Regions from separate parts of the Mus musculus genome. Here region 1 is linked to region 2. The links are chromatin loops, found by intact Hi-C in ENCODE. Cell type or tissue: gastrocnemius. All regions are shown on one strand. Links, peaks and the distances in the headings refer to the core of each region. The heading gives the core; the rest is flanking DNA.

Region 1 (8,078 bases), core at 2,042-7,041, 220 kb before region 2:
TACCTTACCTCAGTGACCTCCTGGCTTCGCAGTGCCGTGGTTGTTCCTGTGTGTTGTTGCACGGGCAAGGTCACCTGTACCTGGGGCACCGTGGCCTATGCAGTACTGGTAACACAGACACACCCATCACTGACTGAGTCAGACAGACCTAACCTTGAGGAATGTACGGCTGGACTACTCAAGACAACAACAGAAGGAAGCAAAAATGTCTTTAAAACAAACAAACAAAAAAAAAAGAAACAAAAAAAACAAAAAACAAACAAACAAAAAAAAACAAGCACTAGCAACAAAGAGTATTTGCATCTAAGTGGGCGAAAGCCGGTGTCAGCAAGCCCACCGACCTGAGTTCAATCCCTAGAACCGTAATGGTGGAAGGAGAAAGGCCTCTCCTGGGAGTTGGCCTCCGACCTCGGCTTGTACATACTCACGCACAAATACATGGATGGTTTTTCTTTTAAAACCTCAAATCACTTCCCAATGGCCAGGAGCAATGCTGTGTCAGGATGCCCTGAAATTTTCAAGACCCACGAAATTGATCTAGCAATCTAGAACTCCTCTACTGTTCAGGGCGCCCAGTGTCCGTCATCCCAGCAGCTCAGGCAGGGTATGTTTAGCCAGCCTTCTCTGCCGCTAAGCACCCACACAACAGGGACCGAAACAGACGCGGAACTTACTCAAGTTCACACAACCACTGGGAACGGAAATGCAACTTCCTCCCCGGCCCCTACACTGTACCACATGCTTTTTAGATATTGGGAATTCTGGGGGGGCTGGGGGGGTGGCTGCTAAAAGCAACAGAGCTATTGATGTTGCACACAGAATTCATCTCAGCTAGCGTCTAGACAGTAATCTTGGGGTCATCCTACACAGTGTCACAGAGCTGATCACATGTATGCATGTGCACGCTCGCTGCAAAGACAACACCTAGATGAATGACCCTACATAGGCCTCTTGGTCATCTGGCTTGACAAATGGTAAATTTGGTGCAGCTCCACCAGTGGGCATCCCCTGCAGCACTGTCCCTTCATTACTCATGAAAACCATAACCAATTCCTATTACTGAGCACGGAAGCTGTTTCCACTGGGGAACAGGTGTTTTAAGAAGTTACAAGGAGCCGGGTGTGGTGGCACACGCCTTTAATCCCAGCACTCAGGAGGCAGAGGCAGGCGGATTTCTGAGTTCGAGGCCAGCCTGGACTACAAAGTGAGTTCTAGGACAGCCAGGGCTACACAGAGAAACCCTGTCTAGACACCCCCCCCCCCCCCCGGCCAAAGAAGTTACAAGGATAGCTTTGTCAAATTGCAGGGGTGGTTTTGATATGTGCATGGTAGTGGAGCAGCCTTCAGCATCTGCAGACAGCTTTTCCCCCTGATCTCCCTTCCTGGTTCTGATACGTGGCACATTTTTGAGGCTTTTGATGAGTAATGCAAAATTGCCCTCCTGGAAAGTTACCACAATTCAAACATCCGCCAGGCATCTCGAAGCGACAATTTCCAGAGCCTGTGGGGGCTTTGTGAGATTTGATTTCAAATATCCAAATTCCAACGAGCCCATAAAGTTCTGAAATTGTGAAATCACTTGACTGATAAGACACATGTGGAAGAAAGGCAATTCAAGGCACTGTTTGATCTCAAAAGTAAATACTGTTTCAAGCATCAAAGATAAAAGGTTAAGGATACCAGGAATTAGGGAGTTTACAAGGTGACTCCTGGAAAATTCAATGCCTGGTCAGTAAGGGACCAGATGCAGCCACACCTGCCAAATTTGGCCAGTGCTAGAGCTAGGAGTTTGGGTTTCAAAAGTAGCACTCTCTATTTTTTTTAAATGAGAAATTATATATTCATCCATATTATATAAACACACTCTCACAGATAATGTGCCCATCGGACAATTGGAATTCTTTTAGGTATGTATTTACTTAACAAAATATGGGGCACCTGCTGTGGGCGGAACTCAGTGCCAGTGGTAAGATGACACACGGAAGCCCACAGTGGCGAACCCCTCAGGGAGATGCTCCTCTAGACAGAACTCAGACTCTTTCAGGTAACAGTCAGTCCAAGAAGGGTCAGGATGCTGGTCAGTCCTCAGTGACTGTCCCCAGGCAAATCGTGGCATCCCTGGGTCTCAGTTTCTTTACATATTAAACTCCAGAAGCTGACTTGGGGATCCGAAAGGGCCCTCTGACTCTCAAGCTCCACGCTGTGGCTAGGTTGTTTGAATCCTCAATTTTTTTTAAAGATTTATTTCTTATTATATGTAAGTACACTGTAGCTGTCTTCAGACACAGCAGAAGAGGGAGTCAGATCTCATTACGGATGGTTGTGAGCCACCATGTGGTTGCTGGGATTTGAACTCAGGACCTTTGGAAGAGCAGTCGGGTGCTCTTACCTGCTGAGCCATCTCACCAGCCCCTGAATCCTCAATTTTATGTTTTCCTAAGAGCTTACATTTTCATCTCCCTCTGTATCTTGCACACGCTCTCCCCTAAAACTGTTTTTGTTTGTTTGTTTGTTTGTTGTTTTTACCACAGTAAAACTGCTGATCATGGTACCTTCAAGGAGTAAGCATGGGGTAAAGTTCCAGTCAGATAACTTACATTCCCGCTTTAACTGTTTCTTTGGAGAAGTTTCTCAAATGTTCACGCCTTACTCACTTTTATGCTCTAAAGGCCCGAAGAAGGGCCTCCAGAAGCTGACTTGGGGATCCGAAAGGGCCCTCTGACTCTCAAGCTCCACGCTGTGGCTAGGTTGTTTGAATCCTCAATTTTTTAAAAAGATTTATTTCTTATTATATTTAAGTACACTGGGGCCTCCAGGCCTGCTGCGTGCAAACAGCTGGCATCTTGTCATCACGCCCTAATGTCCACAGTGGCCCTCAAACAGCCCCAGAGGTTACAGCATGTAAGTGTGGGCCACGGTCTCACCTTCATCCTACCACCACCAGGGCTCAGCCAACTCACAAGGTTCTGTCCACAGGACAATTACAACCCATCTGCCCCGTTAGCGTTTTCTAATGTTAGAAGCAGGGAAGTACTTCTGTCAGCACTTGTTATTTTCCACCAGATGTTCCTGCTACCACCGTGTCAACTGTCCTTGGATCTAAGAACTTCTTACAGAAGTGTGTGCTTCGGGGATGAAGGCTTAACCCAGACACACACGGACCTTCAGAAAGAAATATTGCCCCCTAGTGGCCCTTCAAGATACCACCACATAACAAGATTATGCTCGATTCTAGACATGAATGCTAATTCCAACTTATTCAGCCTTAGAAGCCAAAAGAATGAAGGAGAGCCAAAAACTTCCCACCGTGCAAAAGTACATTAGAAACCAAAAACATACGCCAAAAATTCCTCCTCACCTCCCAACACTGAGTGGGCAAGGCTTGCGAGCACCACCTTCAGCCTGCGTCAGCAGGGGCAGTGCAAGTGTCTAGAAGGAACACATGCAGCATTACTCAAGACAATGTATGACAACTGGAATTCCTGCCTTTCTGCAACCTGTACAGGGACTGCAAAGGACCTGCTTGAGAGTGCTTGCATTTCTAAACATCGAAACTCCCTACAATGCCTCGCTGGCTTCAGCTACTTGCGGGAAGTGAGACTGAAAAGGACCAAGACTACTCTGCTCACAAAGGAGGTGTGGAAGAACCCATTGTTTTCTCAGTGTCTGCACTGCCTGTGTCACGCCGAGCTGGGGGATACAATTATCTTACGTGGAAACAAGTTACTACCATCAGGTATCAACAGTCAGAATAGGAAATTAGAAAGAGAGAGACGGAGGGAGACAGACGGACAGACAGACAGAAGGAAGGGAAAGAAAGAAAGAAAGAAAGAAAGAGAGAGAGAGAGGAGGGAGACAGACAGAGAGAGAGAGAGGGAGAGAAAGAAAGAAAGAGAGAGAAGAGGGAGACAGAGAGAGAGAGAGAGAGAGAGAGAGAGAGAGAGATCAAGCTCACATTCTGCAAGATCACGGAACTCCTAATACAGAACAGGGGCCCAACAGTCAATCACCAGAGACAAGACTCTTATCGCACAGCTCTAACAATTGCTTGGCATGAAACTCCTTTCCCAAACTTTCAATTAATATAAAGGAACATATATTTAGAATAACAAACAGATTAGGAGTTGGGAAGAGGAAATACCACAAGTTCCTGCTATTTCCCAAAATAGAGCAGGCACACACACATTTCTTCTGTGAGAACAACATACCTGAGCTTGGCACAGCTCATTGGTCAGTCGCAAGCCCGAAGAACCAAAACATCACATTAAGAAAAAAAAAATTTAAAAAAAAAAAAGCATCTGAATTATTCACTCCCATGTAAATGGCTGCTCCATTGAAATCAAAAGTGAAAATTTGGGCTATCTCTTGGAAATCACTATGACTTACTAAAAGGGGCTGTGTTGTGTTTTGTTTTGTTTTTAATACTTCCGACTTGAATTTCATGGCAGAAGGATGAGATTTAAGGCAACAATCTGAGAGTGTGTTAACTGTAACACACATGGTAAGGCCTAGAGCCTAGGTGGAGAACTCAGATAACAGACTCCGAAGAATTCTGACCAAAAATCAGGCAAGATTATTTCTTAAGGTTTTTCTTTATTTGCTCATCTACTCAACAAATAATGCAGGACGGAGGTGCAGCCTTGGCTGTGCGTGCCACAGGAAACAGCAAGCCCTGTCCCTGAACTCCTGGAGCCAGCATGGAGGAATTCTTCCACCCTCTTCTCCATGCGCAGCACCCCAATCCAAGCACATGCCCGCAGCCTGCCCCTCTCCCCAGTAGTAGCATAGCACCGTGGTGGCCCTATGGCGCCGCCTGGATGTTGATTCGTGCAGTGCCCTCTACCTGAGCTACACTTCCCCTTTCTCCAGAATCATACACTGCTCAGCTCCTACCAATCTACCCTAGGGAGGCTTCTCGGGCCACAGGCAGCAGTCTTCAGGGCGACCCTATCCACCTCAGCCACGCCCCTCTCTACCTCAGCCACGCCCCTCTCAGCCACGCCCCTCTGCCAGGGCAGGGTAGGTTCGTTTCCCTGGTCCTTAACCGGATACCATCTTTCTTCACTGCTCTCTCACGTTTTTAATCCATCTCCACAATTCAGATGGAAACTCATGACAGCCAGTCTGTTTGTCCCGTATAAGCTGGATCTCAGTTTCCCGAAAATTGCCTGGAATATTAACAGAAGACTGATAAACACCTATTTATGAAGAACAAATATGGACCAGTGTTAACAACACTTTTGTATTGACACCACAATGTTAGGTCCCAAAGAAAACAAAGACCATATTCTAAATGCTAAGAGTGGATTGGATTTTAATTAGATTTTTAAAGGTTCCTCACAGCTTATAGAAGGAGGAGGAAGAGGAGGGGATTGGAAGGGGAGAAGCGAGAAGACGAAGAAGAGGAAGAGCCTCCACATAGGATCACATAAGGCTACATAATGCATTGTGCTCAAATGCTAGCATTAGCGAGGCCTAACCTCTACAATTTATTCTGCTTCCAAAATCACTCTTAAGAGATGCCAAGGACAAATACTTTCTCTAACAATGAAGGTGTAAAAGCAATTTATTCACATTAAAGTAGAAGCCAGTGGTGATCAACCACAGAAACACAGACTTTATCCTAATGAGAAGCAAATTTTCTGGAACACACACACAAAAAAAAAAAAAAAAAAAACTCCCCTGCCTTCAATTTAATAATAGGTATAAGCCTTCACTGCATATTCAAAAACATTTAAACTCTTAGGATTTTTTTTTTAAAGACAGGATCTCATAATATAGCCCTGGCTTGGAACTCAGTACGGAGCCTAGGCTGGCATAGAACTCACAGACATCCACCTGCCCCTGCCTCAGGAGTCATGGGATTAAAGGCTCCACACAGGGCCTGGTGGATTATTCTTGTAAGTGCACAGTTTTACTTTGTTTTGTCATTAGGAGGATGACTTTAGGTCCTGGCCATCATAGCTCTCATTTCACAGCAAAGATGCCACAAATCCCCATGGGTCACTTTGGAGTCATTAAATCAGAGAATGTGCACTGGGCAGAGCTGCCTCCACTTCCTGCAATGTGAGGACGCAACTTTGGGGCCCTGGGAATAACTGAAACCCACTTAAAAGCCTCAAAAAGAAAAGTGCTTTACAACAACCTCACAGCAAGATATCAGAAGACTATACCTGTGAAGAAAGAGAACCTTAAGTAAAATATGGCTTATCCTTAAAGGAGTTCTCAGATGTTGTGTCAGAGGGAGAGGGAGGTGGCTCCCTCGGGGGATGGAGGGATGGGGGTGGGAAGAACACTGGAGACTGTCTGGACTTAGGACTTCATGGGGAGGCAAAGAGCTGGTACAGAACAGGGCATGCGACTATCCCAGCCAGCAGAAAGACAAAAAAGAGCAAAATGCTACCAAGCATTGGGCTACATTCGGAGAGAGAAAAGAGCCAGAAAGCTGGTGCTTACTGATGCTAAGGGAGTGGTAGGAGAGAGATGTGCCCTTTACTCTGAACTACGTAACCAGTGGATTTTCTCTAATGTGAAGAGGTGCCCCACAAATTAATATGGTAACGTCTTCACACCATCACTACACTATTCCTAACACAGTCCCCCCAAAAATGAGTCTTCCGTAGCAAAAGTTTTTAAAACTCAGGAAATAATTCATTTGGTTTTAAAAGCACAGTCCTCGGTCCTCATTCCCCAGAGGAGACTCCAAGTCTCCACTCACTGGAGCAGAGCAGCCTGTGATCTCACCTCTCACAAGGCAAACACACCTCAGCTCAACTCTGGCCTGAGAGCAAACAGCAGCTCCGGCCTCCTTGACAATACGCCTCCTATTGAAACTGAGCTTAAGGTTCCTCATGGATGCCTCCAAATGAACACAGTTTCCACCTGGTTGGAAGAAGGAAAGTCAGGGAGAGAAAGAAAAGAGCACAGTCCAGTGTTTTTTAAAAGCACAGGCTATGCTGAGATTTGCTTCCCTCTGCCAGTCTCACCCGAGGAGCCTCTGCTCCTAGTGGAGTATGACTTCAGATCTGTGTCAAGATAATCCTGCAAGGGGAGGGGACGGCATCAGTTGCAATAAACAAATGCTTTAGTTTTTCACTGGGGGCGGTGCTTTAAATATAACGTGGGCACCGCTTTTGAACTCCTGACTAACGTAAAGTCAGGTCAACTCTAAGCAAATATTATTTGCTGGGTTAAATATGCAAGGGAAGGCATTGGATGGCAAAGTTTAAACTGAAAGTTCTGCTGAAAAACCCACTTTAAAGAAACAAAGTAAACGCAAAGAATGCATGTAACTGTCAGTCAGTAACAGCGCACGTGTCCTTTCAGTATCTGACTGCATTAAACACAGCTACAGAAAGGGACCCAAAGATAACCCTAGTGTAAACGAAAGATTCGTGTGTCTTGGCAGCTGAAGTGGGGGCTAGAATCACATAACTCAAGCTCCTGTGTAAGTTCACAACACTTGCTGTGCAGTTTTCTGTGCGTCTGGGTCCACGATCTCAGCTTTGTGCTTTAGACAACACATCCGGAAAGCCATCCATTAGGAAGCCTAACTTTGCTTGCCTACACTTTAACTTGGGAGTTTAATAAGTTTAGCGCCTTCGGACACAAGCACCTAGAACTACAGACAGGTCAGTCAAATGCACCATCAAAACAGAAAGGACGAGGAACTACTTTTCTGAAGCGCTGAGGTTTAGGGGCAGGAAACCATCTGGCAGGTCGCAGCTCCGAATGGGGAATTAAAGGTCCTGCCCATCCCCCTGGTAACCTCTGGCCTTGGAACTCAGTGCCCTTCGCGCCGCACAAGTTTCCCGCGGTGTAGCCCGCGTGGGCGCGGGCTGCAGGGTTGACCCCTCGGCTGGCACGGACGGCGTGAGCCCGAGTGGCGTTGCCCCAGAGCCGGGGACGCGCCCCCCGCACGCGCTCCGGGCTGCCGCGCCGCGCCCCCGCACTCACCAGCCGCTCCCGCGCCGCTATCTTGCCATCCCAGTCGGCCGCCGCCCCGGGGCAGCCCGGACCCTGCAGCACAGGACTGCAGTCCTGAAGGAGCAGTCCGGTGGTAGCAGCCGCCGTCCTGG
Region 2 (8,078 bases), core at 2,123-7,122:
ATGGCATCCTCAGCACCCCGCTCAGGCATGAGGCAGGAAGGAGGATTTTGCTGATTCTTCCCCATTCTTTGGGGTCTGCACGTATTGGCCCAACCTTTAGGGATTTGCAGTTTCTGACCCCTTAACTGAATTATACCCTAATCATTTCCTCTGTACCCCAGTTCCCAGCACAGTGCAATTGGCACGGCAAAAGCACTCCAATAGAAGAAGCAGCAGCCAGCTCTACCTTCTGGAGATAGATTTACTGGTGTTCCTGGAATGGCCAACCCACAAGCAACTTCACAGCCCTCCCCACTCCCAGGAAAATTAATAATCTATGAGGATTTTCAGGAATTGCTAGAAGCAGGACACCCACCCCTAGATTTCCTTGAAGAACACTGACTTCTTTCTGACTAATAAGTTCATTAGCCAGAGAATAAAGGTCGGTTGGTTTGAGTTTTAGAGCTTTGCAAATGTTTCCCATTCACCAACCCGTTTGTGAGGAAACGAAGAGTAAGCTGGGGAGAGGTTGCTTAGCAGAGGGCACTGGGTGCCAAGCTTGGCGACCTGAGGTTGGTACTCAGGATCTACACGGTAGAGAGAACCCAGCTTCTTTCTGCGGGTTGTCCTCTGACTCCGGCAAGCCCAGTGTGGCACTGACACTCACACACATACACACAAATACATACATCGATGTAAAAAAAAAAAAGAGAAAAAAAATAATTCTGTATGGCACTTTGAGTCTGTTCTGCGTGGAAAGGGACTGTGACCCAGCACGACGTCACTCCAGCGAGGAAGAGGACAAAGCAGCTGAGCCGCACAGGCTGCGGAATTGCGGTCTCTTTCTACTCTCTGCCCTCGCCCTGAGGCGACTGAAGAGCGAACATCTGAACTCCAGCCGGTATACACAGAGGCCCGCTTCTTCTGCCTCTTGCAGAACTCAACTCTTTGACTGACCCTTTGAGGCCACACAGTCAAGTGAGTTACCAGAATTGCGAGGCCCATTGAATCCCCTTCAACATTCAGAGGTTCTAGAAAATTCCATGCCACAAATCACCTGGCTAACAGGCAACCAGGAGAAAGGGCATTGCAGCTCTTCCCCAGGCTCTGCTTCCTGACTAGGCTCCTCCCACTGCGCGCTCCAAGCCTCCAGCCAGTGTCTCCACCATCATCCCCTTCTATCCTCTTCTCAGCCCCCTGCCTCTCTTGCCCTACCCTGCATCCCTGCGTTTCCCATCAAATCAGATCTTTCTGATGGCTGCTGTCACTTGCCTTTATCCAAAGCACTCAGTATCCCACCCTTCTTCCTGTCGCCTTCCAATTCATTTCCTGTAAGCCGTGACCCTTTCTCAGGAACATTAATTAATGTGACTTTTTTTTTCTTTTATCAGAATTCTAGGAACGCCATCTCAGCATGACTCACTCTCTCGCTGTTTAAAATAGGATTTAGTAGATTTTCGTGAGTTAGATGGGTTTTTTTCCCCCTAGATGCTTACTGTATAAATTTACGATCTCTAACATTCTGGGAAAGAAACACATCACTGCTAGTTTTAGTGCAGCTTTAGCATATTGCTACAACTTTTAACGAGGAGACTTAGGGAACATGGGGCACTTGTAGGCTCTCCCCCTGTCTTTCCTAGGAACAGAGCAGATCTCCTCTATGACTATAGTTTCAGGAGTAAGGTAAACCTCTCCCTTAATTGCAATTACTACCGCTCTGCCTGCTAGGAGACTATCAATCTACCAGGCTTTACAATCCGAACAATCACACACTGTATTAAATATACCATGTAAATTTATGTGGACTCAACTCTAAATTAATTTGGGCTGAAATAAATCAAACTGCAGCCAGACCATAATTTAATTAAAAAATTGAAAATATGACTCATGGCACTTAAGGTTACTGATGTTTACTGCCAAAAGAAGTTATCGTTGCTGTGGCAGAGATAAATGTAGGAAGGGCTGCAGGTCCCTGAGGTTGAAACAGATAGATTGCAGGATGGAGATGACATGTAGCAATGCCTAGCAGGACACATATCTTTAGGGCAGTGTCAGAAGAGCGGCTCAGAAACCCACACATGTCCATTTGGATGGCTACTTTCCTGGCCTCTACTTTTGGACTTTAGTATTTCTCTTTACTTTCTTGTGTCTACAAATCTCAATCTCTCTCTCTCTCTCTCTCTCTCTCTCTCTCTGTGTGTGTGTGTGTGTGTGTGCGTGTGCGTGTGCGTGTGCGTGTGTGTGTGTGTGTGTGTGTGTGTGTGTGTGCTCACTCACACACTCTCATTCACAAGCTCCTGTTGGAACTCTTTCCCTAACCTTTGTCCTCCTCCCTGCTCTGACCCTTGGTACATTGCTGTGTAGTGTCTCCTTCCTCCTCGGTGTCTCCTGGCATGTCTTCTTTTCTCTACAGTGGGTAGGAGTGTGTATTCTGCCTCTGGGTGGGAACCTTTGTATCTTAAGGAAGTCTTCTTTCTGGAATGGATGCCGATATTCCCTCTGCCTAAGGCTCCTCCTCAGTCCTGAGTTTTCAAATCCAACCCACAGACCTCACCGTTTCCCCCAGGCGTGACTGGGAGAGTGAAAGAGGCGAGAAAGAGCCAGAACCCAAACCTGGACACAGGCACAGACTGCACACAAGCACTTTGGGGCACACTGCTACCCAGGCAGCAAATCTGTCTTTGTGGTCTCTCCTTGGGTTAACATCCTGCCTACCCAGCCCCACCAAGGCCCTGGTTCTCCCAGGGTTTTTCCTGACCACCTCCATATTGCTTCTCCAGTTAAAACCTTCATGTATATGTGTGTGTGTGTGTGTGTGTGTGTGTGTGTGCGCGCGCGCGTGTGTGTGTGTATGATGTACATGTGTATGTTTATATATATGTATATGCTTATATATGCAATATTTTGTATTATATACATTTAAAGGAGTCTTTAATTTGTTAAGGTCAGTAGTCTCAGAGCTCTAGACCTCATCAAGATGGGAAAGGAGTTCTGTTAAGTCACTAGATACTCTAGGGTCCTCCAGACCACACAGGGCTCCCGGGAACTCTACCTCTGTGCTTTTCCAGAAGTCAACCCTAGCTTACTCTGAAAGCAGCAGAGGGTGAGAAAGGCTGTCCCAGGTCCTGCTGCAGCAGGAAGCATCTGTTGCTTAGGAAAAGACTGAAGTGGGAATCTCTGCCCTCCACCAGGGACCTGGTTTATAAGATTGAGCATCAGTACAGCTTTGAGAACACTAAGTCAGAAACGCAGACAGACATGTTTGTATCTTTTTACAATGTCATAGTTTATTAAATAACCATAAATTCACAGGTTGTATTGTTTTTGTCAGCTGCAGTTAGCCTAATAGTCCTGATGGCCTTTGATAGCTGCCCAATGACAAACATGAAATATTTTACTCCCATCTTAATCGCTAACATTAACTCTTGGGTCACATGTTACACAGCATTTAGTCATTTTATCTCTCTGTATATATGCAGATAACAGAATGGCAACAAAAGGGTCAAAAAGGCCAAAGCAGGGGGGTTGAGGGTGGGGGTAGGGTTGCAGTTCCAAGAAGCCCTAGTGGAGACAGAAAGGTGAGGCAGATACAAAGAAAGCCACTGCTGGTTGTTAGAAAAAAATGTCAAAGAACCCCGAGTCAAAGAAGAGCTGCTGCAGGTCTGAGCCTGGGCTACAGGGTTGAGTGGGAAGTAGGAGACCACAGTTAGGTGTCCTGCTTGTGGGATCCCGGTGAGGGTGTTGCATGCTTCCATTGTCTGGTTGTGTTTGATAAGTTCTTGGGCCCAAGTTTTCTGATGTGGTTTGAATGTACTTATGTGCCCTTGCGTGCCAATCTACTATGTTAAATCTGTAACTGATATCTCCTTTCCCTTTAAAAACTAAGTTTTATGACTTAGCAGTCTGTCCTTTGCAGGCAGTAGTGGACAAGTTGTGGTACCTACGTGCACAAGGAGAGGCAGGCACAAGTGCTCTCAAAATGGTGCAGAATACTCCTTATAAAAATACAAGCATTCAGGCCAAATTATAGTCTGAAAGCCACTGTTTTACACTGTGTGGAACCAGTTAAAGCAGGGCACAGCTTGGTTTCCCCCAAACCTTTGAATTGTGATGTTTTCCTTTCATTCTTGAGTCTTTCTTCCAAAGTTACAGAACACCTTTTGGAAATTCGGACAAAGAAACCCACAGCCTTTCTCAACAAGCTTGGGCGCCCCAGAATCTCCCTAAAGAAATACGAAGCCCATTCAGCCCCTTCAGCGCCAGCTGTGATCCATCCAGAAGATGATGAGCGATTCCTAAGTTGACAGAAGCCAAGTCTTGGCAAGAGCAGGTCTCCTCCCTTCCACTGTGCTGATATCCTAACTGGACGGAAACAGTGGCAGCTGCTTCCTTCCCTCCTGCCTAGCCTCCCACACAGCCGCCCGCGAGGCGCTAAGGGACCCATGCATTAGCCTGCAGCGCCACCTAGCAGACGCAGAGTGAACTTGGGGGATAAGGAGAAAGCAGGTTTAGTGGGGGGAAGTTGTTTTGTAACATCAGAAAAGGGAGTTTCCATTTCTTTCACGGAGTTCTGGGAAATGGAATTTGTATAAAATCTTTTTTGCTCATGATGGAAAAACATTTATTCGACGCTAATGAGGGAATTTTGCCCAAAGGCCATTCTAATCCAAACTTAGGAGAACAAGCATTTGTTTCTCCAAACTTGACTCTCATTTTTGGTCACCTCCAAGACAGTGCAGAACTCGACTCCACCTTGTGATGCACCCGTGAAATCAATGACAAGGCAGAACGTCCCTTATCTTTCCCCTTCCCTTCCTTTCTTTTCTTTTTTTCTCTTTTCCTTTTCTTTCTCAGGTCGGGTTGAATTCTAGGTGATGTCTTCATGCAAGGGGCCCTACGGGACTCATAGGAATTGTTAACCTTGATCGCTCTCTTGATTAGGGTGAAGTGCCAAGCAGATTAGTAAAGCACTTCTGTGAAGGGCTTTTCAGACAGGATTGACTAACGCTGAACACGTGCATCGCTAACGCTGTATGTAGGCGGTGAGCCCCGATGGGCAAAAATGAGGAAACGTCGCCCTTCTTCAGCCTGACTGCCATGCCGTGAACAATTCTGTTCCACCACGCCCTTCTGTCACGATGCTATAACCCTCCTCCCTCATGTTGCCCCCCCCCCCCCCCAGGTATTTGCCACAGTGGCTAAAAGACGAAGGTGTTTGAAACCTACTGTTTCTGATGCTTAGCTCATGAAGCTGACTGACAATCAGAGATAGCTAGCTGACTGATCAGTTGATAATCAGGAATAGCTGACTAATCAACTGATAATTCGAGATAACTGACAGATCAACTGTCAATCAGGAATAGCTGACCAGCTGTCAATCAGGGATAGCAGACTGGCTGGTAATGACAAGCGAAGTTATTCAATTGTAATCATTTTCAAAGCCCCACCCCACCCCTGGTTTGAGTCTGTGAACTTCCTGGAACGGTCCCACAGGAATGAGCTATTTTTCTTTTGTCCAGCTTGAGAGCAGAGATCCTTTCATTCCGTGCATACTAGCAGCTACAAAGAGTTATGCAACTTTGAATTAACACCCAATTTGAAAAGTGATTTTTTTTCCTGATCATGCTAACATGATCAAGAGCCAGCTATTATCGGCCCATCAAATTGACTGTGCAGTCAAATGAAAACACAACCTTCACTCCGTGCATATGCAAGCCTGCCTCTGGTCACTGCCATTGACTGTGGTCCCATGGTTTTCAAATCAATGCCTCACAAAAATATAATTCTAATGCAACTTTAGGAGTTGATTCCTTTCTCCTATAGCAAATGTCTGAAGGATTTTGTGAGAAAGACATCAACATTGGAAACAGTAGCGCGGAAAGCCCACTTTATCTTCAGATGACATCTGTACACATCAACATGTAAAACAGAACTGAATCCCAAGTGCAACGCTTCCTTGAGCTTCCATGGCCAAGATAGTGGCTGTGAAAAATGATGACTTTCATCTGTGTAATAGAACCGTAAGTTGCCATGACAATTTTAGCTGTACCTAAGTTAACTTCAAGACAAATTAAGATTGATTTTAAGAGCAGGCTAGTCTACGTAAAACCCATGGTGTGTGTGTGTGTGTGTGTGTGTGTGTGTGTGTGTGTGTGTGTGTGGCACACACACAGCCAGAGATCCACCTTAGGTATGCTATTAACTGATTGACTGAGAGAAGATCTTTTACCAACGTGGAACTCATCAACTAGGCTAGGCTGGCCAGTGAGCTCCTAGCATCTGCATGTCTCCTCTCCAACGCCACAAACACAAGCACATGCCACAAGGCCCAGTCCTTTTAAAACCATGTTTCTGAAGATAGGACTCAGGTCCCCAAGCATGTTACTGTTCAACTTCACTAGCATCCATGTTATCCCACATACTTATCATTCTTACATCAATTGGTTTGGCACTCCTTGTTCTGAGAAACAAATCTTTCAATCCCCAATAGAAGACAAAGATACACTGTACTAAATGCAAGGAGACTCTTGCTGCTGCTGCTGGTGGTTTGCTTTTGCTGCTATAATACGTAGTGGCTCCTTCTACGTCTAGTTGCAGGTTTATATTAATCTACTCTGGTAAAAGCAATATCAGAACCCAAGATAGATTCACTTTATCGCAGCTTTCTATAAACAAAGACTTTCATGGCTGCTTGAGCACAGCATCTCCTTCCATGGCGTTGTGAGACTGTGACAGATTGGAGCTGGTGAAGAGCCAAAAAGACCTTGTGAAATGCAATGCTCTACAACTCATCGATTCTGTGAGTGTGTATGCCTGGAGACACATGACTTCATGTATTCAGTAAAATTCCAGAGTTCCCATTAGCTTTGGAGGAAACTCATAAGTTAATCCCAACAGTCGAATAAAATATCGGAGGACCAAGAATAGACACTTTAAAGAAGAATATGGGAAAACTTTTCTTCCGGAGATTAAAATCTTTCTAGCTGCTACCACACTTAGGACGGTATGGTATGTCATAGAAAATATTCCAACGGGCTCTTGCCAAAGACTACAGAGTACAGAAGCAGACGTACAAATACATGGCAACTAAAGAGTCCTAAGACTCCCGAGAAAGGCTTTCTCCCCTCCACAACCTCCCGTATACTGTGCCCTAGATCTCAATCTGACTTGATTCTGCTTGTCCGGGTCTCTGCCTCCTCCCTACCTGTGCATAGACCCGGAAGGGAAAGGCAGACCTCCGTCGGACCTGTTCCTGACTCTCAGTGGTCTGCCTGAGGCGCCCAAGTACCCAGAGAGGAGACAGGAAACCGCAGCATTCATCCCAGACTGCCATCTCCCCTTCCCGGTCAGAGCAGGAAGACAAAGGATGTGGACCCTATTCCAAGACTTTGCTCTGCAGCCCTCGAGTGGCCCGCCATTGGTGCCCCAGACACCCGGGCAGAGAGGCAGAACATAGTAGGGCAGTTATCTACGCCTCTTGCTCTTACCATCTTCCCACCCCTCTTCCACAATGACCCCTGAGTCAGAGTGGGTGTGTGATATAGATGCCTCATTAAGAGATAAGCACTCTTGTATTCTCTTGACCGGGTGCGCACCTCTGTGTTAATCATTATGCAGGACAGACAGACGTTTCTCTCGAGGGTTGAGTGAGTGATCCACTCATCTGTGAGCATGATGATAGGTCACAAGCAGATGTGAGTAGAAATACAAGAGTCATAGGGTGGCACCAGATCTTGCTAATCAAGTCAGACACATAAATCCCGCTGTGTCCCTTAGCCGCCTCTTCATCAGATGTGTCAATTCATGAACATGCCAAGTTCCAGTCGGCTCTATCTCCTGGTGTCTGGCTGGTTCCAGCACAGAACAATCCAACCCACTAGCACACCAGTTTAGGTGCCTGCCTCACTCAGAGTCCATTCCGTTCCGTAATGAGCTCCTGTTCCTTCATCCAGCCTCCTGTGGGAATGAAGCCTTTTCCTTCCTTATTCCTTTTTATCTATAAATAAACAAAGCCGCTTCCCTGGCTGGCCCTTTGAAGCAGTTTCTATCTCTCACACTTGACTCAAGCCGGTCTTGAAGTCTATGCCTTCTTCATACTC

What was found. Hi-C counts contacts between places; a loop is a spot of excess contacts. Peaks named below come from ENCODE experiments on the same cell type or tissue, not always from the same donor. Only the 100,000 strongest peaks of a DNase experiment are listed, where the experiment ranks them.
Region 1: it touches region 2 in a loop (6-fold over the local background); 24 of 42 quality-filtered maps call a loop at or near these places.

The regions. Positions count from the first base shown.
Region 1 is chr15:7,129,705-7,137,782 of GRCm38, reverse strand. It overlaps Lifr (LIF receptor alpha), which reads right to left. Exons shown (of 20, transcript NM_001358593.1): 1 at 7,957-8,078. Among named protein-coding and RNA genes, the nearest start is that of Lifr, 4.2 kb to the right of the region's middle. In gastrocnemius, for the core only: CTCF peaks have their summits at 3,186 (motif pointing left) and 4,819; a DNase peak (open chromatin) is centred at 4,827; H3K4me3 peaks cover 4,268 bases; H3K27ac peaks cover 4,892 bases.
Region 2 is chr15:6,906,185-6,914,262 of GRCm38, reverse strand. No RefSeq gene overlaps it. Among named protein-coding and RNA genes, the nearest start is that of Osmr, 36 kb to the right of the region's middle. In gastrocnemius, for the core only: a CTCF peak has its summit at 4,441; a DNase peak (open chromatin) is centred at 4,408; H3K4me3 peaks cover 965 bases; H3K27ac peaks cover 909 bases.